Regions from separate parts of the Homo sapiens genome. Here region 2 is linked to region 1. Evidence: chromatin contacts called from ENCODE POLR2A ChIA-PET data. All regions are on one chromosome and are shown on one strand. The core of a region is the stretch at or near the end of the contact, and the rest is flanking DNA. Distances in the headings are between cores, read along the strand shown. Region 1 has its middle 20 kb from the start of SLC35G3. Region 2 holds the start of RAD51D (RAD51 paralog D).

Region 1 (3,118 bases), core at 266-2,765:
ACTCAGAATAGAGGAAGGATGTGGGGAGGGAAGACTAAAGGCAGAGAGACCATTAGAGGATCGTTGCAGCCAAGCAGTTGAGAGATGGTCTGGACTAGAGCAGTGGCAGTGGGGAAGGAGAGGCTTGGGTAAATTTGGGAGAGATTTAGGAAATAAAATGAACAGTACACTGTGATCAACTGGATTTGGTAGACGAGGAACATGGAGACTTAAATAATATAAGTCTAGAGTTCAAGAAACAGGCCTACGATGGAGATACAAATCCAGGCACGATCAGCTTGGAGCAACAGGATGGAAGAGATCACCCAGAGATACTGTAGAAGACTCTGAAAACATCCCATTCAGAACAAAGGCTGAGGAATGCCCCCATCAAGGAAGAGGTAAATTAAATGTACATTGCAAAGTAGCCTGCAAAGAAGACTGAGTGAATGGCTAGAATGGTAAGAGTAAAAGAAAATCAAGCACCTGTGAGACATAAAAGTGGTATCAAAGAAGTCCAGAGACGCCGGACACAGTGGTACATACCTGTATTCCCGGCTACCTCGGAGGCTGAGGCAGGAGGATGGCTTAAGCCTAGGCGTTTGGAACTGTACTATTTTTATAACTTTTCTACAAGTCTAAATTGCTTCAAAATGAAAAGGTTTTAAAAACTCAGAGCTCCTTACAATTTTCAAGTTTGTTTTATTTTCTCCCATTGGTTAACATACACTGTCAATCTTGACATTTTGGGAAATCTGGAAAAAAATCTTTAGAAATAGGGGCAGGGAAGGACATAGATTTATTTATTGTCCAAAGACTGTTAGCATTGTGACATGTTTCATCTGGACTTTTTTTCCCCTAGAATTTTTTTTGGCAGAGTGGTAATTAAATAATAGTGGACTTTTTTTATACTTATTTTTACTGAATCTTTTTTTACATTTATTTTTACATTTATTATAGTAGTAATAGGAGACTTTTAAGATGTCACACCAAAGACATCTCTGTTCCCTTTTTTGCAATACCCCAAATGAAAAATAAGAAATGAGACACCTAAACCTCAGCCCTCATTATGTGGGAAGAAGAGCTAAGGCTGCCTCATGCAGTGGAGGTCGAGGACACCAGGAGGGAAAACCTGCCACTACAGATGTTGGGCACAGTCAGCAGAACACGGGGTTGTCTGTATTGGGTGGTTTGTAGACCCTGGGCAGAAAATTCAATGACTACTTGTTTGGAACAACCAGACTGAAGGGCAGAGGGGGCTTGGAGTTTCCTTACCCTTGTGTTAATCGCAGGATTGGCAAAGGACACATCATCTTTGAAATCAGAAAAACATCTGTGAGTGACAAGCAGCCCTGACTAATATCTAGTCTGTGAAAAGAGGAAATCCGTACCAATCATCAAAACAGTTATAAAACCCTGTACCCTATGCAACTTTTCTGTGAATCAGGGAGGCTTTGGCACCCCCAAGCCCTGCCCTGACCCTGTTCCCATGCTATATCCTGCAAGCAGCTCCATCAAGGAAACAAGGATCCACCCTGGGAAAAGAGCCCTCTGGATACATGTGACAGGGAGTCCAGGATGACAGCTGAGGGTGGGCCCAGAGAGCCCCCAGTCAGGATCCAAGGGCAGAAGGCTCGGGGGACCTTCTCCTGAGGATACAAAGTTGATGGTAGACTTCATGTACTTGATTAACCAAAAAAAAAAAGTTATGAAACAAAGAAAAAGTAAGATGATATGAATCCTGAGGAAAGCAGAAAGTTGTATGAGAAATGAAATGCACCCATAGTACATCACCTAGCACAACTGTGACTAGAGAGGCTCATAACAAGGTGAACATCGAATATTGTTCTAACCGAAAACAGTGATAAAATCATCTTGGCAGGATGTGGGGAGAGCAAAATAGGGAGGGAGTATAATTGAGCTAAATCTTCCGGAAATAGATAATATCTAGTTAAACCTCAAAATGGCACCATTTAGAGCTAAGTACCAAAAGAAACATCAAAGTGATGGCCCCTAGGAACAAGATGGGGGCAGGAGCAGGAGACTGCTGGTGTTATACTAAGCCCTGTCAAACTATTTCACTTCCAATATTATGTGCATGTACCACTTGATTTTTAAAACTTATAAAAATCTGAGAACTATCTGGAAAGTAGTGGACAATGTATCTCTTCTTACACAGCTTTTTTCCCCCATATAATTGGAGGAAAAACCCCCCGCAGATTATCTGATAGAATCAGCATTTCATAGACCCATATTCATGCCACTCCTGTGGATCTGAAACACAAGATCTATAGTCCACATAATAATAATCCTATCCTGACCTTTTCTTTGCATCTTCTAAGTTTTGAACTCTGGGGTCTGGCACTTGCTCTCTCCAAAATAACTAGTGAAACTTCAGTGCTTAGCTCTGAAAATTACATATCTGGTGGGGAAAACAACCAACTCAGCAAGATAAGTAGATAATGTCTCTCCGACCCTTTATAGCTGCAGAAAAGTAGGTATGATTTCGCTTCTTGAAATTGTCTTTCCAAATGTTATGTCTAGCAAAGGAAAACTGTATAAAACATCTAGACTTCAGAGAATATTATTGTGTCCTATGAAAGTAATCACTAACTGCTACCAAGTCTGTCATCCTGAAGGCTTGTTTAACTCTAAGTTGTGCTGTTCTGATGACATTGAAATGAATGCTTTTTCCTGGAAGGGATATACGCGTAAGAATTTATTTTGTCGAGCCAGAAGAGAGAGGAAGAGCTCTTTCCTGTTTTCCCACATGCACAGAGATTATAAAACCTATGCTTCTGTTCAATTGTTAAGAGTTTAGGAGTTTGTGATCCATTGAAATGAAGATTTCTTACCTGGACACTGCTTCCTTGTCTTGGAGCTGACCATCCCCTCTGGCCTGGCAGCAGGAATTTTCACCCCATCCCTAGATATTATGAGAAATCAGACCCTTGGCCCACCCAACACTCACCAACTAACTGCCACCTGCTAGTAGCCCCAGCCCCACCAAGTAGCTGTTGTTCCTCTGTTCTTTCCTACAGCCTCTATTACTTTTTTTTTTTTTCTTTTTAGACAGGGTCTCCTCTGTTGCCCAGGCTGGAGTGCAGTGGTGCATTCACAGCTCACTGCAGCTTCAATT
Region 2 (3,118 bases), core at 619-3,118, 95 kb after region 1:
CATCTCCCACTTGATGGAGTGCCTCTGATGCCATCTGATTTGTTCGGGATGACACCCGTCACCATGCAGGACAACCCAGCTGACCAGAAGCAGAGAGAAACTGTGGGGGCAGTGGCCCACCTTTAGTTTGGACAGTCTGCAGGTGCAATGAGCTGACTTCATAATCATCACAGAGTGTAACAATTACAGGCCAGCCTCCCCCCTTGATTTGAGGCTACTGCTGCCAGGCTAGCTATGTGGCTGGCCAGACCAAGGGCCAGTGTGACTGTGAAGCAGCATCATGAGAGGGGTAAAACCAAGGAACAGACTGCATGAGCCCTTGGGCCCCTTCCAGCTCTAATACTCCATGGTGATGGCAGCCCTGCCCTTCTCTGAAGATCTCAAAATGCCTGACACCTGTGTCCTTCCGCACTGCCCTGGGAAGGAGAATAAGGATGGTGAGAGATGGGCGTGGGATGTAGAGGATGGTGGTGTGGCCCTGAGAGATAGGCAGTATTGGAAAGTGTCTGCTGGGGAGGGAAACTTTGTCCGTAGAAGCTAAGGCTCTCTATCCTGAAACCATAGGCTGCAGACTCCACTGTGCCCAGTCGGTTAGTGAAAGGGAAAGCCCACATGGTTCATAGGGGTTCATGGCTCACATATGATCAGACTTCACTGCTAGAATTCTAAATGTGCCACACCCACACTCCCAAGTACTTTCCTGTGTGGAGTGACAATGGTGGCAGTTGCAGTGGGATACAGAGATGGGCCACACATGATCTCTGCTCTCAGAGAAACCACCTTACAGTAGGAAAACATGTACACAGCTTCAGGGGTGGGGAGGGGGGCTGTTAGAAAGCACTGGCTTTGCAGAGTCAGATGTGGATGTGAAGTCCAGCCCTGTGCCGCCTAGCTGGGTGACCTTTGGCAAGTGATTTAACCTCACTGAACCTCAGTTTCTTCATTGGTGAAACAGGGATAAAAAATAGCGCCTCCCTCACAGATTTGTGATGAGATAACCATGTAAAGTTTTATTTCTTCCTATGGATGAGGCAAAGCAAAGGACATTTAAAAATACCAAATCATATCTTTTTGTGTGTGTTCTATATAACCAAGGTTTCTTGCCCTTAAAAAAAATAAAAAATAAAATAAAAAATAGAGGCCGGGCACGGTGGCTCACACCTGTAATCCCCGCACTTCGGGAGACCAAGGCAGGAGGATTGTTTGAGCCCAGTAGTTCGAGACCTGTGTGGGCAACATGGTGTAACCCCATTTTGTAGAGGCGAAACCTCTACAAAAAATACAAAAATTAGCTGGGCAAGGTGGCACGTGACTGTAGTCCCAGCTACTCAGGAGGCTGAGGCAGGAGGATCGCTTGAACCCAGGAGGTCGAGGCTGCAAAGCTGAGATCTCACCAGGGCACTCCAGCCTGGGCGGCCGATCGAGACCCTGTCTCAACCAAAACAAAACAAACTTTTGAAAAATAGACGCAGGTGCCCTCTGGATGCTTTGCTGCTTCTTGACACCTGTCGTATAATCTGTAATGATGTGATTTCTGCGATTCCTTTTCATTGTCTGTCTTTCCCTTGCTCACAGTAAGCTCCCTGGGGGTAAGGGCGGGTCGTCTTGTGTCGCATTTTGTCTCCAGCGGAGATCCGTTCCGTTTGGAACGGAAGCTGGCGCACAGAAGGCTCTTTAGAAGGTCGGTGTGTGTGTTGCGGCAGAAGGTAGAGGCCGAATGTGGCCGCGGGTGGCGTGTTGAGCGCGGAGGGGGTCGTGGGACTCGGGAACCTGTGCAGGCGGTGGAGAGGGGCGCAGCGGCTCTGCCCCGTGCGGCCCGCAGATGGCGCTGCAGGCCAGGTCCTCGCCGCGCGCCAGCCTGGAACCCGGAAGCGGCAGCGCGGCGCGACCCGGCGGGCGGGCTCTGGGCGCGGGAATCCCGGCGGATCCCGGGCGGGCGGATGACCCCCAGCCCTACCCTTGGTGCCGCCTCCTCCTCTCTCCTTTCTCCTCCGGCAGCCAGCGCGCCTGTGTCCTCTCTAGGAAGGGGTAGGGGAGGGGCGTCTGGAGAGGACCCCCCGCGAATGCCCACGTGACGTGCAGTCCCCCTGGGGCTGTTCCGGCCTGCGGGGAACATGGGCGTGCTCAGGGTCGGACTGTGCCCTGGCCTTACCGAGGAGATGATCCAGCTTCTCAGGAGCCACAGGATCAAGACAGGTGACCGGGTGTGCGCGTGCCAGGGAGCCGCGCGGGCCTCGCACAACCTGGGCAGGCCCCGAGGGCTGGCGCACTGCCCTGGCATACCTGCAGGGCGCTTCCCCTCCATTCCTAGAGGGCCGCGCTTCTGGAGAGGCTCAGGAAGGGTGGGCGTGGGGAGCCAAGCTCTAAAACAGGGTAGAGATTCCTACTGTGTGCAGGGCACCGCGCCGGCTCCTGCAGCTTTGTTATTTCACACTGGCCTCCTGAGACGGCCTGCCGGGGGGTAGAATTGACACCCCATTTGACAGATGAGGAAAAACCAAGTGTGGGAGGCCCCAGTCCTCTCTGCCAATCCGCTATACGTGTTTTGTTTTCAGTGGTGGACCTGGTTTCTGCAGACCTGGAAGAGGTAGCTCAGAAATGTGGCTTGTCTTACAAGGTGAGCTCCTGATCTCCACATTCCAAACCTGAGTGTCTTTTTAAAAAGTCCATCCCAAGCCAGCTGGGCGCGGTGGCTCATGCCTGTAATCCCAGCACTTTGGGAGGCCGAGGCGGGTGGGTCACTTGGAGTCAGAAGTCAGGAGTTCGAGACCATCCAGGCCAACATGGTGAAACCCTGTCCCTACTAAAAATACAAAAATTAGCTGGGTGTGGTGGCCCACGCCTACAATCCCAGCTACTCGGGAGGCTGAGGAAGGAGAATCATTTGAGCCCGGGAGGCAGAGGTTGCAGTGAGCCGAGATCGTGCTACTGCACTCCAATCTGGGCGACAGAGTGAGACCCTGTCTGAAACAACAACAATAACAAAAGTCCATCCCAAGCCAAAGGGAGCAGAGGGTTCTCAGATATTGAGAAGTAGGGTGAATGACACCCTGGGATGCCAGCTTCTACGGGCAATTTGTTGCTGAGCAGTCTGGGGCCCTTTGGCAGGCCCTGGTTG

The links. ChIA-PET counts read pairs that join two places held with the same protein, here RNA polymerase II (POLR2A).
Region 2: POLR2A ChIA-PET joins it to region 1 with 12 read pairs in activated CD4-positive, alpha-beta memory T cell. The contact joins the promoter of RAD51D here to the enhancer-like site in region 1. POLR2A ChIA-PET finds 5 or more read pairs at or near these places in 4 of 52 experiments (GM12878, activated CD4-positive, alpha-beta memory T cell, activated naive CD4-positive, alpha-beta T cell and 1 more).

What each region holds. Positions count from the first base shown.
Region 1 is chr17:35,213,173-35,216,290 of GRCh38, reverse strand. No RefSeq gene overlaps it. Among named protein-coding and RNA genes, the nearest start is that of SLC35G3, 20 kb to the right of the region's middle. Within about 2 kb of position 1,515, at least 3 of the 41 ENCODE cell types and tissues checked have a DNase peak (open chromatin) inside an H3K27ac peak, as active enhancers do.
Region 2 is chr17:35,118,610-35,121,727 of GRCh38, reverse strand. It overlaps RAD51D (RAD51 paralog D), which reads left to right and starts at 1,868. Exons shown (of 10, transcript NM_002878.4): 1 at 1,868-2,196; 2 at 2,556-2,617; 3 at 3,109-3,118. The coding sequence starts at 2,115. RAD51L3-RFFL (RAD51L3-RFFL readthrough) reads left to right here and starts at 206. Exons shown (of 7, transcript NR_037714.1): 1 at 206-437. FNDC8 (fibronectin type III domain containing 8) reads right to left here and starts at 113. Exons shown (of 4, transcript NM_017559.4): 1 at 1-113. The coding sequence starts at 34. RefSeq lists an enhancer at 1,536-1,595 and a silencer at 1,806-2,005.